3 separate regions of the Mus musculus genome follow, and regions 1 and 3 are each linked to region 2. A link is a loop called in an ENCODE intact Hi-C map of the cell type or tissue named here. Cell type or tissue: gastrocnemius. All regions are shown on one strand. Region 1 overlaps Cdk15 (cyclin-dependent kinase 15). Region 2 holds the start of Fzd7 (frizzled class receptor 7). Region 3 holds the start of Snord70 (small nucleolar RNA, C/D box 70).

Region 1 (4,000 bases), 140 kb before region 2:
GTTAGTTCCAGGACAGCCAGGGTTTTATAGAGGAACGCTGACTAAAGAAACTGAACAAAGCAAAACAAAACCTAGATGTATACAAATGTGATACACACACACACACACACACACACACACACACACACATAGTGGTTTGAACATTACAAAGTAAAAAATAATTTAATTACTGAGCCCTGGAGAATGGATTGGATAAATATTAATGTGTTGCCTGGGCACACAGTGCTGTGTACCATTTGCAGCTGCTCACAGGAGTGTGAGGTGCACTGGAAACAATTAAGCACATAAGGCCATAAGCTACATACACCAGAAAAGTAGGCCCAAGGGCAGCACATGACCTTAATCCCAGGATCTGAGAGGCAGCCTGGGTCACATAGCAATGCCATCTTCCAAAATGGAAAGGAAAGGAGAGGAGAGGAGAGGAGAGGAGAGGAGAGGAGAGGAGAGGAGAGGAGAGAGAGAAGAAAGGAGAGAGGAAGAGGAAGGAAAAGAGAAAAGCCAGCAAATGCCTTTAGCTTAGCACTCAGAAGGCAGCTACAGGTGGTTCTCTGTGAGTTCAAGGCCAGCCTGGTCTATATAGCAAATTTCAGGCCATCCATAAATATACAGTAAGACATTGACTCAAAATCCAAAAACAAAATTGAGAATATAAAATGGCATATTATAATGTACTTATGAAAGGTTATTTGCATGTGAACAGAACTGAAAGTTAATGTAGAGAATAAACACGTTCTAGAATACTGCGGATCATTTTCCCTCCTTTTCAGAATTTTCTGTAATGCTGGTGATGACATATTTTTTGGTTTTTAAGAATGGATTAAAGCAAAAATTGTTTAAGAGTTCTGAACTCTGGACTGAGAATTAAAGGCCTATGTTTTCTTGTTCTTTTTTTTTTTTTCTTTCCCAGACTCCAGATGCACCTCTGGCCTTCATAAGCCTTGATTTTCCCCATCTGCACAATGGGTTAACACTAGTTTCTTCTAACCCAGAATGAACTGAACATTTATGAAACCCTTGGCTCACTAAATATGAGGTTTCGCATAAGTGTGGTTCTAGGAGACAGGCGAGGTAGAGAGGAAAGACAAATAGGTACTAATTACCTTTAAAAGACAAGACCATCTGCTTCCATGGGAGATGACTGTGTCCTGTGCCCCTGGTCTGAGCTGTAAGTGCACTCTTGTGTTAGTTAGCACCTTCAGTGTAAGGTACCCTGAGATCCCTTGGGATTTGACGATATGAAGCTGCCATATCTCCACATGAGCCAAGAAGTTGGCCTTCTCATGCAGAAGTGTGTGTTCTGAGTAATCGAACACAGTAAGCAGCCGTAGCTGATGAATTGATGATGTGCAAGGACAGCAGGAAATCACATGACCAGGGAAACAGCAAAGAAACTCTTCAAGGCTAGATTAATCCCCAGACTCCTTGCGACTCCCGCTCTCTCCTGTAGCCAGGCAGGCTGAGGGAGATTTGGTTTCCTGTGCTGGTGACTCAGCACCCCAATCCCATGAAGTCACTTTCTGCACTTCAGTACGCAGGGCTTCCCCAGGTTATCAGTGCAGGGAGAGTAAACGGAGACACTGGGATCGGATTTCTAAGGAAGAGAGTCAAAGCAAGGTTTGAAAGGGGTGACAGCCAGCTGCCAGGAGCCCAGGAACTCAATTAGGCTGAGAGACAACTATCTCATTATCTCCTCTGAAATGATCTAAATACATAAGAATCTAAAAGTTTTAAATAAACTTGTCTTACCGACAGTCTAGATGACTGAATTCCCCTTCTCAAAAAACTTTTAAGCACCCACTTTCGTATTTATTTATTCTAAGCGCAAAGCCACCGTGGTAATTACGCTGTCAGATTCACTAAGCTAATGAGCAGTCACCGGAGTGGAAGGGCTTGCCTGGCTGAGATCACTGAGGGAGAGCCGTCTGCCGCCTCCTAGCTTCTCTCCTTTCCTTCCTATCTTTTTCTTCCCCGCTTTTACATTTTCTTTTACTGTGACTTAGGAAGGAGAGTCTGGCAATCCACAGCCAACTTGAATCCTTTTGATTAGTCTCTCTCTCTCTCTCAGCCTCTCTCCCTCCCCTCTCCTCTCCTCTCCTCTCCTCTCCTCTCCTCTCCTCTCCTCTCCTCTCCTCTCCTCTCCTCTCCTCTCCTCTCCTCTCCTCTCTCTTTACTTTCTCTGTCCCCCTCTTCCTCCCTCTCCCTCTTCTCCCTCTCCTTTCCTCTTCCTCTTCCCCTCCCCCTCTTCCCTCCTCTCCTTCTTCCCCTCCCCCCTCCCTCTCCCCCTCCCTTTCTTCTCCTCTTCCACTCCATTCCTATCCCTGCTTTTGAGGGGCAAGGGAGCCCCAGGGTAACCCGAGCTTTTCATGCCACTGTCTCCGAGGCAGGATTTCTCCTGGAGACAAACTCCTAAATCAGCCCAGATTTGAGTTGACAAAGAGTCTGCTAAGTGTACGCAATGTCTATCTTACTGTTTAGCTGTTTATGCTGTGGTGTAAGCTGGAGGAGAGAGTACAAAAGGGAATATTATAGCAACCCTGTGAAAAATGTCTTATTTGGATCAGCAAACATTAATCCTCTTCCCCATTCCAACCTAGCAAATCTATTATTTTAAACCAAAGATGTCAGAACTGCAGGTTTCCCACAGCATTGATACAGACCAAGCAAGGCAGAGCCAGCAGTGAAGGCTTCTTCTTTCCCCTTGGGTGTGAACAGCTTCAAGCACACAGCATCATTACAACATGTTATGCCTTTGGTATGCCAAGCATAGAAGCGCTGTCTCTGATAAATTATGAGCTACTCAGACCATGGGCCTGGAAAAGCAGGGCCTGCGTGCAAGGATGCTGAGAGCAAGTTCTGTGCACATGCTTGGTGACCTGGGCTCCTGACCTGCCCTGCTCATGCCCCAGCAACGGCAATTGTTCAGTGCCTACTTCGTGTCAGGAACTATGGAAGGCGTCTCATACACACATTCGATTGTGTTTAGCTCACAGCAATCTGCTGGGAAGTTTTGTTCTTCCCCTCTCGTGCAGATGAGTCCCCTAACTGAACGCTAACTTTGGAAGGACTTGGCCCATCAGCTCACTGAGTGCCCACAGAGACAGCGGTTATGTTATTACACAGGTGCCTGTGGGACTGCAAACTACCAGGGAGCCCACCCAATCAGATACAGACTTCCCCTGAAGGGCAATGCTTTTCTTTAAGAGTCATTTATACATTATAATGGGGTGAAAGCCATATGCATTCAGGAGAAATCATTAAATGGGCCTTCCATGCCTATGGGTTCCATGACTATACCTGTCAGTGTCAGATTCAGACAACCCCACATATTCAGGGGAAAGTGTGTCCTAACATAGAAAGTACCTAACATAGGCCAATTTTCTCTTGTTGTTATTTTCTTTAAGATGCTGTGTAACTATTTACACCGTGTGTACCACATTAGGTATAATATAGAGACACAGTAGCTCTGGATCCAGGACCCATGAGATGTCTTTATTCCAAGTTTTGGTCACTTTGGGGTCTAGCAATCCACTCTCTCCACACTGGGTTGTGGCAGATTGTTACATGTTCCCAGTAGCACAGTCACAAGGCAGAAAGAACCGGCATTCTGCAGTGTCCAGCATTGCTAAACTCTGACATTCCATATGTTAGGTATGTTAAATGTTTGCTATTGTTGTTTTAAGATAGGGTCTTAGTAAATGTATTTTTGCATTTGTTTATTTTGGGTATTTTGTCTGCATGTGTATCTGCACACCAGAAGAGGGTATCAGATCCTGTGGGACTACAGTTATAGCCCATTGTGAGCCACCATGTGGGTGCTGAGAATTGAAGTCAAGACTTCTGAGAGAACGACCAGTGCTTTTAACTGCTAAGCCATCTCTCCAGCCCTATTAAATACATTTTTGATGGAGCTGGAGAGATGTCTCAGTGATTAAAAGCAAGAGCTGTTTTTTCTGAGGACCAGTTCCTAGGTTCCATTCCCAGCACCCACACCATAGCACAT
Region 2 (4,000 bases):
CTTTTCTCTCAGTCCCCCGCCCCTCCCCTCAGGAATCCGCCCAGAGCTCTTTAAGCACCGCCTTCCTTGTTTCCTCGGCCGCCCCTTCCGACTTCCACCCAATCGGAACAGGTCCACAGAGAAAACAAAGCGCGCTATTGGATGTCCAGAGGGCTCGGGGCCCGCCCCCGGAGTGGTTTGTGAATGGGGGGAGGGGAGGGGGCGGGGCGGCCCGCAGCCCTGCAAGCCCGACGCTTCTTCTAGCCACCAGTGCGGCTCCCAGGCGTTACTCCGCGCTCCTTCCCTGGCGGGCGGTGCTGGACGCGGAGAGTCGCGGGCTGGGACTGCGCGGGGCAGGAGAGGCCGGGTGCAGGCAGGCCGCGGGTGCAGGGGCCTCGGCGCTTCGGATTCCGTGCAACTCCGTTTCCAAAACCAGCTTGTCCAGCTCTTACCTCCCGAGCACCGATCAGACTCAAAGCGAGAACGAGCCATTTGACTTGAAACTTGGGGCCGACCTTCCTAGGACTGAAGGAGGCTCCAGAATCAGAAGAGGCGGCTGCAGTGGCCCGCGGGGCCTCAAGGAGAGAAGGCGGAGCAGCACCACCGAGGCGACGGCCGGGGCGAGCAGGCAGGGACGCAGGGCGCTGGCCTGGCGGAGGCCTGGCTCGGTTTAGGGGACGTGCGTATCGGCGTGCGCCCGGGGCTCGAGAAACTTGGGCAAACTTTGAAGGGTAACCGGAGAAGCTTGTTGCTCGTCGCCGCAGAGAAAGCCGCACCGTTACGTCTCGGCGGGGAGGGTAAGGCGACACCCCTTCCCTCGATCCCCCACTCCAGGCCCAGGAGTTTGAACCTCCGGCGGCTGCGTGAGTGCCACGCGGAGGCGGCTGCGGCGCCCCCTCGGCTGGCGGCCTCGCCCCCGCTGTGCAGGCACCCTAGCACCCTCGGCTCCGCGCCGCCCACGGCCCGGCCCCGGCGCCGGGAGGACTCTCATGCGCCGGGCGCGGCGGCGCCTCCCTGTATCCAAGCCTCTCCCCAGCGCCTCGTCTTTTTCCTCCAGCTGAGAACGCCGCTGCACTCGCGACCGGCGATGCGGGGCCCCGGCACGGCGGCGTCGCACTCGCCCCTGGGCCTCTGCGCCCTGGTGCTTGCTCTTCTGGGCGCGCTGCCCACGGACACCCGGGCTCAGCCATATCACGGCGAGAAAGGCATCTCGGTACCGGACCACGGCTTCTGCCAGCCCATCTCCATCCCGTTGTGCACGGATATCGCCTACAACCAGACCATCCTGCCCAACCTGCTGGGCCACACGAACCAAGAGGACGCGGGCCTCGAGGTGCACCAGTTCTACCCTCTGGTAAAGGTGCAGTGTTCTCCTGAGCTACGCTTCTTCTTATGCTCTATGTACGCACCCGTGTGCACCGTGCTCGACCAAGCCATTCCTCCGTGCCGTTCCTTGTGCGAGCGCGCCCGACAGGGCTGCGAGGCGCTCATGAACAAGTTCGGCTTCCAGTGGCCAGAGCGGTTGCGCTGCGAGAACTTCCCAGTGCACGGTGCCGGCGAGATCTGCGTGGGGCAGAACACGTCCGACGGCTCCGGGGGCGCGGGCGGCAGTCCCACCGCCTACCCTACTGCTCCCTACCTGCCAGACCCACCTTTCACTGCGATGTCCCCCTCAGATGGCAGAGGCCGCTTGTCTTTCCCCTTCTCGTGTCCGCGCCAGCTCAAGGTGCCCCCCTACCTGGGCTACCGCTTCCTAGGTGAGCGTGACTGCGGTGCCCCGTGTGAGCCGGGCCGTGCTAACGGCCTCATGTACTTTAAAGAAGAGGAGAGACGGTTCGCCCGCCTCTGGGTGGGTGTGTGGTCAGTGCTGTGCTGCGCCTCGACGCTCTTCACGGTGCTCACCTACCTAGTGGACATGCGTCGCTTCAGCTATCCAGAGCGACCCATCATCTTCCTGTCGGGTTGCTACTTCATGGTGGCAGTGGCGCACGTGGCAGGCTTCCTGCTAGAGGACCGTGCCGTGTGCGTGGAGCGCTTCTCGGACGATGGCTACCGCACGGTGGCGCAGGGCACCAAGAAGGAGGGCTGCACCATCCTCTTCATGGTGCTTTACTTCTTCGGTATGGCCAGCTCCATCTGGTGGGTCATTCTGTCCCTCACTTGGTTCCTGGCAGCTGGCATGAAGTGGGGCCACGAGGCCATCGAGGCCAACTCGCAGTACTTTCATCTGGCCGCGTGGGCTGTGCCAGCGGTCAAGACAATCACCATTTTGGCCATGGGCCAGGTGGATGGTGACCTACTCAGTGGAGTGTGCTACGTGGGCCTGTCTAGTGTGGATGCATTGCGGGGCTTCGTGCTGGCGCCCTTGTTCGTCTACCTCTTCATCGGGACGTCCTTCCTGTTGGCCGGCTTTGTGTCTCTCTTTCGCATCCGCACCATCATGAAGCACGACGGCACCAAGACAGAGAAGCTGGAGAAGCTGATGGTGCGCATCGGCGTCTTCAGCGTGCTCTACACGGTGCCGGCCACCATCGTGTTGGCCTGCTACTTTTATGAGCAGGCCTTCCGAGAGCACTGGGAACGCACCTGGCTCCTGCAGACTTGCAAGAGCTACGCTGTGCCCTGCCCTCCGGGCCACTTCTCTCCCATGAGCCCCGACTTTACAGTCTTCATGATCAAGTACCTGATGACCATGATCGTGGGCATCACTACGGGCTTCTGGATCTGGTCGGGCAAGACCCTGCAGTCATGGCGTCGCTTCTACCACAGACTCAGCCACAGCAGCAAGGGGGAAACTGCGGTATGAGCCCCGGTCCTTACCCACCCTTGCCTCTTCTACCCTTTTACAGGAGGAGAGGCATGGTAGGGAGAGAACTGCTGGGTGGGGGCTTGTTTCCGTAAGCTACCTGCCCCCTCCACTGAGCTTTAACCTGGAAGTGAGAAGTTATTTGGAGGTGAGAAGAGATTTGGGGCGAGAGATGGTTTTGAGAGGAGGCCCAGATGAAAAAAGGCAAAGGCAGTGGCCGAAAAGACTTCTGGCTAAGACTTGCAGGACGATGCTAACTGTGAAAGATATGGACCGGCTAGGGCCTAAGGGAAAGGTTGAGACCAGCAGAGAGAGAGACTGGTGAGGTTTTCAGGCGCCAGAGATGAGCCAGGGCTGTGAGTCCAATCCCCTGCTGCAAGGCAAGTGGTTGTTCTCACTCTAGTGAAGGGGGGCTGGGAGGGGAGGGTGATACCGCTCTGTCTGTAGCCTAGGCTTTGTGGCCAAGATGGGGGGGACCTCCTGCGGTGCCCTTGTCAAGTGGTGGTCAAACCATAATCTCTTTTCACTGGGGCCAAACTGGAGCCCAGATGGGTTAATTTCCAGGGTCAGACCTTACAGTCCTCCTCCCGGGCCCCCTCCCGCCTGCTTTTCCTTCCCTACTCCTTTCAAGTCTAGTAAAATAAGCATTTGGAAGGCCGGGCCCTGCCTGCTAGAGTCCTAGCGTGAAGTTGGTTTTCAAGAGGAGGCCAAGAAGGCGAGTGGGAGATACAGTCTGCTACTTTTTAATTTGTTGCTACTTTTTCATTTTCTAGGGAAGGCAGAGAGAAAAAGAATGTTTTATTTGGTTTCATACCCTGAAAAAAAGTCATGACTTGTTGCTTTTCAAAACAGGAACGCATTCACACACACACACACCCCATCCCACCCCCCTTGTCTTTGTTGTAAGAGACAAAGCGGGAAACAAAAGTGTCTCCCTGAGGAAAGGCCTAACTGTGAAGCCAGCAGCTTTTACAGGCAAAGCCACAGAAATCCGAGGTTTTCCTTTGGTTGTTAATTTGGTTGAGATAAACATTCCTTTTTAAGGAAGAGTGAAGAGCAGCTTTCATACCCATTCAGGCACACGTTCTGACTTGGATAAAGGAAATGCTAGGAGTTTTGTTATTTGTTTTAAACAGATTTAATTCAGAACACATGATCTAATAGACTCGTTTGCTTAATGAAATCTCCTCCCATTCTACGCCCCCATAACCCAAA
Region 3 (4,000 bases), 210 kb after region 2:
GGCGCTAAAGAGATGGCTTAGTGGCTAAGAGCACTTGTTCTTGCAGAGGACCCAGCTTCCTGACACCCAGTCACATGGTGCCTCACAACTATTTGTACCTCCAGTTCTAGGGGACACTCTTGACCTCCAACAGCAGGCATGCAAGTGGTACACATACATGAATTCAGGCAAACACATTCATATAAAATAAAGCGAATGGTGGTAAAAATAAACCTTCCAAATACGACAGTTCTGTTAATCTGTTATCTTCTAATATTTTCTTTTTAAATAGAAGAAAATGTGAATTTTTCAAGAGTTACTCTCAATTTTTTTCTTGACAGTTGGTGAGCAATGAGTCTCAGAACAATTAGAAATTGAGACTTTTGTGTGGGTAAGATAACTTCTAATATATACTCATGGGTCTATATCATATACAAAATAAAATAACTAATTCAACTGGTGTATGCTATACAGTACAAGTTGTAGCTTACAATTTTTGACACCAGCACTGTTTTGTAATTGGTAGCTCTATTGCTTGATTTCTTCAGTCTTTCAAGTTTGTTTGATTAAAATTAAACTCTGAGGCTAGAGAGATAGCTCAGCCCTTAGGAGTCCTGGTTGTTCTTTCAGAGAACCTAGATTAAGTCTCAACACCTACGTTCAGCTCACAACCCTCTGTAATAACCTTTCAGGGAACCCATCTCCTCTGGCAACTGGTGCACAGACATGCAGGCAAAACACCCATGTACATAAGATAAAAGCATAGAGATAAAAGTTAATTGATATATATATATATATATATATACACACACACACACACATATATACACACACACATATGAGAGAATGAAATATATATCTGGTGCTGACCTCATTTGCTGCATAGTCAAGGATAACCCATAAATGTTAATATGTAACTGTTCTGTGATCTAGACCTGACAATTACCGGCTATTTTGTCAAAAAAAGTATGTGCATAATTGTATAGTGCATTGTGTCATAGTTAGCATGCTTTATTATAATGCTGATTATATTAACCTGTCATTAATTGTAAAATATCCCTATTTGAGGGGTGTTTGGTATAGAGAGTGTAGATTTGAGGATTGGCTTGATTTATCATACAGAAAATTGGTGTTGAAATGAATCTTTAATTTACTCTTTTGGATTTACTCTTTTGGTTTTTTGAGACAGGATTTCTCTGTAGCCATGGCTATTCTGGAACTCACTCAAGCTCAGAAATCTGTCTGCCTCTGCCTCTGCCTCCCAAGTGCTGGGATCAAAAGTGTGCGCCACCACTGCCTGGCTTTTTTTTTTTTTTCCCCCTCTACTTGCTCCAGTCAACTCTGCTTGCTCAGTCCCTGCTCCCTCTGACCCAAAGATTTATTTATTATTATACATAAATACACTGTAGTTTTCTTCAGACACACCAGAAGAGGGCACCAGATCTCATTATGGGTGGTTGTAAGCCACCATGTGGTTGCTGGTATTTGAACTCGGGACCTTCTGGAGAGCGGTGTTCTTACCCACTGAGCCATCTCTCCAGTCCCTTTAATTTACTCTTGATTTTATGTAAAGAAACCTATGTAAAGAAAGTCTTAAAAGTGGGTCAGAGGTTCTAGCTTAGTTAGGAATGCTTGCACAGAGCACCTTGAACACTGCGTAAACTGGCACATAGCCCATAATCCAGCACTGGGGATGTGAGGCAATGGTTTGTTTTTAATTATGTATGTATTTGTGAGTGCAAATGCCTGATTAGGCCAGGGGTACCTGATATGTCTGGAGCTGTAGTTGTAGGTGTGGCCTGTTGTGAACACCATATGTAGGTTTTGGCAGTATAACTTGAGTCCTGGAGAAGTACAACATACTCTCCCACTGAGCCCTCTTCTCAGCCCCAAAGCTTAACGATTTCATTTCATTAGTTAACCCCACTTACAGAAATCTGCCCTAAGTGTTTGTCAACACAAAAGTATGGTTAGGCACTTAGGAGAAAAAATTGAACACATTTAAATACCAGTAGGGACAGAAATTATTGTATACTCACACAAGTCTAGATTGGTAATAATATAGGAAAGATTCTAAAAGACTATAACTAGGTTTAACTTAGACAATTAATTTGACTATAACTTAATGCTGCATAAGAAAACTAGCTTATTTCAATAAGAGAAAAACTTTTTCCTCTTATTTTATGTGAATAGTTGTTAACTTGAAAAATAGTTGTATATGTCTAAATTGCTTTTGAAAAAAACTGGTTTATTGCAGGTTCTGAATGAGAAGAAACTTCAAGAGGTTGATAGTTTGTGGAAAGAATTTGAAACTCCAGAGAAAGCAAATAAAATGTAAGTAATCGGGCGGGTGAGGTGGTTCAGCGGGTAGGAGCACTGACTGCTCTTCCAAAGGTCCTGAGTTCGGATCCCAGCAACCACATGGTGGCTCACAACTCTCTGTAATAGGATCTGATGCCCTCTTCTGGCGTGTCTTAGGATAGCTACAGTGTACCTATGTATATTAATAAATAAATATTTTTTTTTTTTTAATGTAAGTAATCTTGAAGAATTTAGGTGTATAGTAGTTTGTGGGGACCTCCTCATTTGTATGCTATTTTCAGCTTTTTGGTTTTTGGAAATCTATTTTGTGAACAGTGTTAGTGTGAATTTAATGAAAGCTGGATTTTGTTTGGCAGTGTGGGTATTAAGACAGGTTGTAGTCTTTGCTGTCCTGGTAGTGCTGTAGATTAGGCTGACCTCGAACTCACTTGCTCTGTCTCCAGAATGCTGGGATTAAAGGTGTGCACCACCGCCCAGTAATTGAGGCTGTTTTATTTGGAACATTGGTCATCACAATTTGTACTGTAGATTACAGTGGGCAATTACCCAAGGGATATTTGAGGACATACTATACCATAATTAAATGTAAACTTTTCAAAGAAGGAGTTGTATAAAGTGTGAGCAAGTTTTCTTTTTTGTGGGTTGATAATTCAAAGGCTTTCTAGTTTACTCTGTAGTGTATTTATCTTCCATGACTTATTTCTGTCTAGCTCTTGGGGATAAAAGTAGGTTGTAAATTCTAGGTTTTAAAGTACTCCCATGTCTCCTCAACTAAATTGGTTGAGGGGCAAGGCAGTAGGGTAGAGTTAGGGTCAGCATTTAACCCTTCCTGAATCATCCTGTAAAATAACCCAGCAGGTGTGTGTAGTCCTGAGAAGAAACTCTGATCCAGTTGTCTACCCCCAAGGGAGGGGCCATACCTGTGGATGCCCATGTTTAGTCATACATCTGCTACTGCTGATAAATGCACCGAAGAGTAAAGCATGGCTAACTGAGAGAAAAGTGAAACATAAATACAGTCATCATTTGTGGTTCCATCAGTAATAGCATTGTTGAATTGATTGAGTATATATGCATGGGGTAGGTCTTTTAGTGATTTGGAGAGATGTTCATGATACACTGAGGAAAACCGTGCTCCAGAGTAATTTAATATAATTCCACTTATATCTCTCTGTATCCTTGAATATCTAGACAAGATCTGAGAGATAGAGAATGGAGTTTCATACAAGCAGAAATGGGGTTAGGATAGGACCAAGAAATACAATCAGTACTTTTTTCTTAGCATCTGTATGCTTATAAGTGTGCATTTGGACTATCAGCATTTACCTTTCCAGATAAGAAAAATTTGCTTCAACTAATAGTGTTTTAAGGAATATAGGAGACTTCATTGTTGTCAATGATGTATACCTTTTGGAACTGAATCTAAGTGATTTAACAAAAATTCGTCACTACCACTGAGACAACAATGAATTAACTAATACATTTTCTTTGTACAGAAAGCACTATCATATACATAAAGTATATGTATATGATTTCTCTGTATAGCCCTGGCTGACAATAAGCTATTTTTCAATCACACTTCTTCTACCTGGAGGGTTGGTTGGTTAGTGCTGAGGATAGAACCCTGGTCCTTGGCTATACTAGGAAATGCTCTACCATTGAACCAAATTTCCAACTTTGGTTTATTTAGTATATGCTA

Evidence for each region. A loop is a pair of places that touch in the nucleus more often than their neighbours do. Peaks named below come from ENCODE experiments on the same cell type or tissue, not always from the same donor. Only the 100,000 strongest peaks of a DNase experiment are listed, where the experiment ranks them.
Region 1: a loop joins it to region 2, with 2.1 times the contacts of the local background. A loop is called at or near these places in 1 of 42 quality-filtered maps.
Region 3: it touches region 2 in a loop (2.3-fold over the local background); 1 of 42 quality-filtered maps calls a loop at or near these places.

What each region holds. Positions count from the first base shown.
Region 1 is chr1:59,339,545-59,343,544 of GRCm38, forward strand. The region is part of intron 12 of Cdk15 (cyclin-dependent kinase 15); the gene reads left to right. Among named protein-coding and RNA genes, the nearest start is that of Gm51625, 27 kb to the right of the region's middle. RefSeq lists an enhancer at 1,318-2,502. In gastrocnemius, a CTCF peak has its summit at 1,913; DNase peaks (open chromatin) are centred at 1,591 and 1,880; H3K4me3 peaks cover 943 bases; H3K27ac peaks cover 1,196 bases.
Region 2 is chr1:59,481,894-59,485,893 of GRCm38, forward strand. Fzd7 (frizzled class receptor 7) reads left to right here and starts at 254. Exons shown (of 1, transcript NM_008057.3): 1 at 254-4,000. The coding sequence starts at 1,067. The coding sequence ends at 2,785. In gastrocnemius, CTCF peaks have their summits at 243 and 2,046; DNase peaks (open chromatin) are centred at 173, 631, 1,080, 1,652 and 3 more places; H3K4me3 peaks cover 4,000 bases; H3K27ac peaks cover 4,000 bases.
Region 3 is chr1:59,688,250-59,692,249 of GRCm38, forward strand. Nop58 (NOP58 ribonucleoprotein) reads left to right here. Exons shown (of 15, transcript NM_018868.2): 2 at 2,237-2,313. Snord70 (small nucleolar RNA, C/D box 70) reads left to right here and starts at 3,709; the gene lies at 3,709-3,761. In gastrocnemius, a CTCF peak has its summit at 2,404 (motif pointing left); no DNase peak of the experiment used is centred here.